2 separate regions of the Homo sapiens genome follow, and region 1 is linked to region 2. The links are chromatin contacts, found by Hi-C or POLR2A ChIA-PET in ENCODE. All regions are on one chromosome and are shown on one strand. The core of a region is the stretch at or near the end of the contact, and the rest is flanking DNA. Distances in the headings are between cores, read along the strand shown.

What was found. A loop is a pair of places that touch in the nucleus more often than their neighbours do. ChIA-PET counts read pairs that join two places held with the same protein, here RNA polymerase II (POLR2A). Pooled maps may share reads with other maps.
Region 1: a pooled map shows a loop between it and region 2 (4-fold over the local background). The contact joins two enhancer-like sites. A Hi-C loop is called at or near these places in 2 of 168 maps with a recorded cell type or tissue (MCF 10A and PC-9) and 6 of 50 pooled maps. POLR2A ChIA-PET finds 5 or more read pairs at or near these places in 2 of 52 experiments (HEK293T and T-cell).

The regions. Positions count from the first base shown.
Region 1 is chr10:50,574,487-50,577,640 of GRCh38, reverse strand. All of the region lies in intron 2 of SGMS1 (sphingomyelin synthase 1), which reads left to right. Among named protein-coding and RNA genes, the nearest start is that of SGMS1, 48 kb to the left of the region's middle. Within about 2 kb of position 1,609, at least 4 of the 41 ENCODE cell types and tissues checked have a DNase peak (open chromatin) inside an H3K27ac peak, as active enhancers do.
Region 2 is chr10:50,420,395-50,423,750 of GRCh38, reverse strand. The region is part of intron 6 of SGMS1 (sphingomyelin synthase 1); the gene reads left to right. Among named protein-coding and RNA genes, the nearest start is that of ASAH2, 170 kb to the right of the region's middle. Within about 2 kb of position 1,344, at least 2 of the 41 ENCODE cell types and tissues checked have a DNase peak (open chromatin) inside an H3K27ac peak, as active enhancers do.

The DNA of each region.
Region 1 (3,154 bases), core at 360-2,859, 150 kb before region 2:
AGTTCCTTTCTCTCTTGTTATTAAAGCCACAAACAATCTAGGGGTAATTTTTTATATTATTTTGAGGTTGCATTAAAATTAAGAGGAAGGACAGTACTGCAGAGATGCCTGGTTGTTTGTTGGGTTTCTTAAAAGGACTAAATATGAATAAATTACGAATTCTTGCACGTTAGGAAAGGGACCTTTTGTTGTTGTTGTTGTTTAATTAGCTACTCCTGCCTTTCTCTATACTTTTTTTATGTCTTCTTCATGCTCTCCAAATCTGTCTTCTTGTTCCTAATGTATATGGTAGTGAAATGAACTGTAGGAGCTATGTCCATTAAAGACATAGACAAGGGTTTTTATTGCTAAGAGGGAACCATGCAGAAGATGACAAATTAACTGACCATCACCCAGATTGGGTTTTCCTGAGCTGTGTCATCCCCGTTGATCATCACAGTTGTTGCCTCTGCCACAAGTGCACTTTTAAAGCTCCAGCCCAAGCAAGTTACCCCTAGCTTAACGGAAGCAGCCTGAGTCTTCCAAAAGACTCCTCTGAATTCTGAGGGCCAGCCAAAGAAACTAAACCTTTTTTATGAAAAGGAAAACTATCACTGTTCTTTGTAGATACTACCAGTTTCTGATCTTGCCTAGAACTAGTTCACTCCCAGGGCTTTAAGTCCCAGCTCTATGCAGTATTTATAGATGACAGGATAAAAGAGCCAAGGAAGAGCCAAATACTTACAGTTTCCAAGTGGATTTAGATTATTTGCCCATAGGACAACCATTGTTTCACATTCTTTTCTTTTGCCACCATGGTGTTGGCACTTAGCATGTGGTAATTATAATTTGGATTCTTTAACACACTTCTATTGGCAGAAGCTTATGTATATACATGTGGTGCAATGGGTGACATCAAAAGTGCTCTCCGGAAATAAGGGTTGCACTTATGACATAGATGATTTTCTGATTCAAAAAATTTGTGAGCTATTATGAGACAGACAACAGCTTTGTCATTAGTCATTTGAGATTGTTATGAATAGGCCCCTCATCTGGTTGAGAATTCACGTGCCCAGCTTTTCTATGGGAAAAATTGTTCTTCAGACAGAGCATGAATGAAATATTCTATCTATTATGGGACTCCCCCTGCTTTTGGAGGGGGATGAGAAGAAAGGGTGGCATTTATGGAATTTGGCTATTCTGCCAAAAGGGGCGTGCTCCTCCAGTGGCAGCTGTGGTGGCTGCTGGGAGGAAAGTGGGGACAAGGGTGACTCTGAGATGAGTGTACTCGATCAGGGGCTTCAGAGGTTGCTGGCTTTTCACAAGAGACCTCAGTATATGATGCCTGTGTGGAGGTCACAGTTATGACATTCTCTGAGAGATTTACTGTTGGGTCTATAATGAGGATGAACTGGCCATTGTGTTTAAAGAAGTTGGGTCTCACCTGCAGGGTGAGCTGCCTCAGCACATCCATTACCTGTCTTCTCAGTGGGTACCTCATGGATCAGAAGCTGGGGCCGAGTAATACAGTGTTAGGTGGTTGGTGTGGTTCCCATCTCCTGCTTGACTTTTGCTGGGAAAGTGTCTGTAGGTTCCACTCTCTCTAACATGGGAAGTGATGCCAGAGGGAAAGGAAGAGGCAAGGCAGATGCCGCTGAGGTTGGTGCTGTAGTGGACATAGCTCAGGCAGGATGTGAATGGGGCTAGGGCTCTGGGAGTAAAACAGCTCTGGGAAGATCAGAAACATGTGTTAACATGAACAGTTATACTTCTTTCCTTTATTTCTGTTTTGATTTTCTGTGGAACTTAAAAAGCCTTTCAGAAGGTATTGGAAATGTATTTATGCTTGGGCCATAGCTTTCTTGCTTTTGTTTTTTCCCTAGCCTTATTGAGATATAATTTGTATACAAAAACCTTCACATAATTAATGTATACAATTTGATGAGTTTGGACATATGTATACACTTGTATTGTATTACCACCACCACAGTCGAGATAATAAACATATCTATCACCTCCAAAAGTTTCCTGTGTCCTTTGTGTGTGGGGGGAGGAGGGTGACGGGGGTAAGAACACTTAATGTGAGATATACCCTCTTTTTAAAGTTTATTTATTTTTGAAACAGCATCTCACTGTCGCCCAGGTTGGAATGCAGTGGCACCATCATAGCTCACTGCAGCCTGGAACTCCTGGGGTCAAGGGATCCTCCTGCCTCAGCTTCCCAAGTAACTACAGGTGTGCACCACCATGCCTGGCTAATTTTTTTATTTTATAGAGATGGGGTCTTGCTAGGCTGCCTAGGCTGGTCTCGAACTCCTGGCCTCATGTGATCCACCCACCATAGCCTTATAAAGCGTTGGAATTGTAGGCGTGAGCCACTGTGCCTGGCCCAGATATACCTTCTTAAATTTTTAAGTGCATAATGTCTTATTGTTAACTATAGGCACTATATTGTACACTATGTTGTACTATGTATGGAACTTACTCATTTTGTTTTGTATGTAACTTCATATCTATAGAACAACAGCTGCCCATATCCACCCCCGTTCCCTGGTAATCATGTAGTATTTGTCCTTCTGTGACTGACTTATTTCACTTAACATAACGTCTTCCACGTCTATGTTGTTTCACATGGTTGAATTTTCCTCTTTTTTAAGGCTGAGTAATACTTTGTTTTATATATATATATATATATATACACCACATTTTCCTTTTAAAATGTTTATTCTTTTAATTGACATATAATAATTACATGTACTTATGGGATACATAGTGAGATTTCAATACATATGATGTGGTGTGATCAGATCAGGGTAATTAGCATATTCATCATCGGAAACATTTGTCATTTCTTTGTGTTGGAAACATTCAACATCTTCCTACGGTACCACATTTTTCTTTATCCATTCATCTGTTGATGGACCTCTGTATTGTTTCCATATCATGGCTGTTGTGAATAATGTTGTGATAAACATGAGCATGCAGGTATCTCCTCAAGATCCTGATTTCAGTTCTTTTGGATATATACCCACAAGTGGGATCACTGGGTCATATGGTAGTTTTTAACTTTTTGAGAAATTTCTATCTTGCTTTCTATAGCAGTTGCAATTTACATTCCCACCAGTAGTGTGCAAGGGTTCCAACTTCTCCCTGACCTTACTAGCACTTGTTATCT
Region 2 (3,356 bases), core at 95-2,594:
AGGTTTTTAAGGACTGGCCAGAGAAGCTGGCCTCTACGCTAGAGACATCTTGTGTCAAGTGAAATGTATTCCAAGTGTTATATAAGAGTTCGTGCACTTAGTTTTTTTTTTTCCCATGCCACCTTGTCTAAGAAGAGTTCATTGACTTTTGACTCTAGAAGTGAACTTTTAGAATGTAATTTATTACCTGGTTGAGGATGGCTTGGAATTTCTTGATAGGTGATGATGTGTTTGGGGCAAACCAGACCTTCCTTCTGCTTCTGAGAATTAAACCCGTTTTCTTCTAGAGAACTTACTGCTCCTCTCACCAATCCAACCAGGTGGTCCTAGTATAGACCAGCCAGTCTGTATGGGTACATGGCCCCAAACTGGACCAGTGAGTTTTTCTGGCAATTTTTAAAATTACAACTGTGAAAGGAGGAATTGTCTCTCTTGGATGCAGAGCTAAATTAAGTGGGAAAAGGCACACTTTAGGAATGAAGAATAAAGCCAATGATAAAACACCAGAAGCAAAGATGCTATCTTGTCCTGGTGCAATTCGTGTTGAGCTGATCCTAGTGCCCAGCTGCCCCTGTGGCTTTCCCGTTGCTGGGATATTTAGAGCCAATGTGGCTCACCTTGCTTTTGCCTGTGATGCCTCAAGTGCCATTTTTGTTACCTGCAAGTTAAACACTGCTGACTAATTCATTTGCTTGTTTATACTTGGAGTAGTTATTTAGAAAGTCAGTGCTTTTGTCATGGGCAATTTTAATAAAGTATTTAGTTGCATAGCAGGACAGACACAGCCTTTTGAGAACAGTGGTAGTGTTTTTTTCCCCATCTGTCATCAAAGCAGAAATATGCTAATGCTAATCAAAGGATACCAGTGAATGAATGTGTGTGCGGGTGGTAACGGCTCTTTTGACAGAGGCTTGCTCTAATGCAAATGTAAAACTTTTATATACCTATGATGTCATATAATGCAAATGCCATATAATAAATGTATACCTATGACAGTTCTAGGATTTATGAATTGTCTTGAAGAACTGTCCTTTGCTACCATTATGGTTAGGAGCACCTGTTGGTAAATAGATGTTTGTGGTTGAGAGTGATGTTTACATTTAAGGAGGAATTGGTACTTTGGCAAGATTATCAAATATGTATCTATGTGTTCCTTACTTGAAAGGGAAGATCGAATGACTTGTTGCTTCTGTTCTCCACAGTGGATTCGTGTTTGGGGAACTGGGATTTTACATGAAAACTCTGTTTTGTAAACTCCACTTCCTTTTAGGAAGTATCAGATTTGCTGTCTCAGTAGCATTCTGTATTGTTGGAACATGCCACAAAGAGCACAGAAACGCATCTGCTGCTTGGGTTCTGCTTGCCAACTGGTTTGAACAGCTATAATATTTGTTTATTCTTGATGTGTCAGCAGTCAAAGGGAACGTTTTCTTTTCTCCTTTGTGGCTGTTATATAACTTAAGCATCATTATATTCACAACAATGACTATTTATGCAGAATCTGCTAGGCCCTGGGGGATACAGATGCTCGGAAACACGTCTACCTCAGATGGATTTCCACTGTCTGCTGAGAGTGAAAGGTCAGGGATCTCAAAAAGAAGGAAGGATGCTAAGATCCTATGTTAGTTGTGAAATGGAAGTATAAAGAATAAGATCTGTAGGTATTTGGAGGAGAGGAGAGATTCCCCAGGGCTTTTGCCAGTGACAAAAGTTCTAGGAGAAGAAAGGGTTTCAGTGGTCTGGAATGGGATATGTACTAAAAAGAATGCAAGAAGGTTGTCAGGCAGGGGGCATGGTGTGAGCCTAGTGCTTTGAATGAAACTCTGTCACCTTAGCTGGTAACCACCCAGCAGCTGAGAGGCCTGGACTAAAGAGCACCAACATGGGAGCCACCTGCATGGGTCCCTTTGGGGCAGCCTCTCCACCAGGGATGAGCATGGCTCCCAACTACAATGTGAAAGTTAAGAATTTTTAGACCCTCGAGTGTACATGGCACACTCGGAGGCCCCCACCGTCTCCACTACATAGGCCAGGGAGCACAGGCAGAGATAAAGAGACCCATGGGCCACCATCTTATTAGGGTCCAGTGTGTTATCCAAATATGTTTCCTAAGGGGAGCTTTAATTGGTAGGTTTAAAGCAAGCAGGTGCTAGTTCCAGGAGGTCCTGTTGTGACTGAGAGGTGGTCAGTTTAAATTTGCAAGCAAATGTCTGAACGGTCTGTTTAAGGAAGTGGTGGGAAAGTGAGGAGCCCAGCCTGCTAGGCAGGACTTGGGTCTCTTCAGTTTTATTTCCTGCCACCAGTGGGAGCCATTCAGGTGGGGAATGGAATTTGAAACTGTCAAGGGTGACTGAGCCCTGATTCTGAGAAAGTTAAACCTATATTTAAAGTGGATGTCAAGGCAACATAAAATGGTAAGCACTCACTATCCCTAGGTATGGTGGTAGTAATGTGCCCTCAGCTTTAGGGGAACAAGGAGTGGACCAGCGGGTTATTTGGCAGAGGGTTTTTAAGATCGGGGTTGCAGAGGTAGAGGCAAGGCTTTGAGTGCCTATAAATGTCATGGCACTGGACCCGTAGTTTCACCGTCACTTTTTTTTGATAACTATATGTTGAGAATCCGTGTACTTTAAATTTTAATTTTAGACAACAAAGGCATCCTAGAACCAGTTATCCTGTTCTCTTGTGGGAATGTTCTAACCACATTGGTCATTGTGTTGTTCTTATTTCTGAAGCATAAGGATTATTGGAAACATCTTTCAAGTGCTTTGAGTTATGATTGCAGCCAAACATATTTATGAAGCCTTCCTTCTTCCTGGAGAGAACACCTACTCTGAATGTTAAGCTTGGCTGGATCCTAAACAATACTAACAAACTAGATCATCTCTCTTTCCTGTCTGTGCTGCCTTTCCCTTTCTCCATCATAGATCTCAAAGTATCTCTCTGTGTCCACACACACACAAACACAATTGTATTTTTTAGACTGCAGTGTTAAGTTTATGGAGTTGTTCATATACACTTAAGCTTTATGTAGTCTTCTCATGTAAAAGAGCTGCTGTCCTTGATATAATAGCCAACATATTATCAGTTCAGCCAGTATAGCTCATTGTAACAATTACATAAATATAAAATATCAGTGCTCTTAAAAATACACATTAATTTACATGAATGTTTGAGGAAAGCTGCCCGTAAAGCAAATTGTGTTCCTTTTGATCTCTACTATAAAATTATTTAATTGACTGAGAGGAAAAGGTTTATGACATGATGGCATGCTCGACTTTGACATTTGTCATGTGATGATGATGATGATGTGTTGAGAGGCATAGAGGGAGGGGCCCGCCTGCTGGAACAGCGGC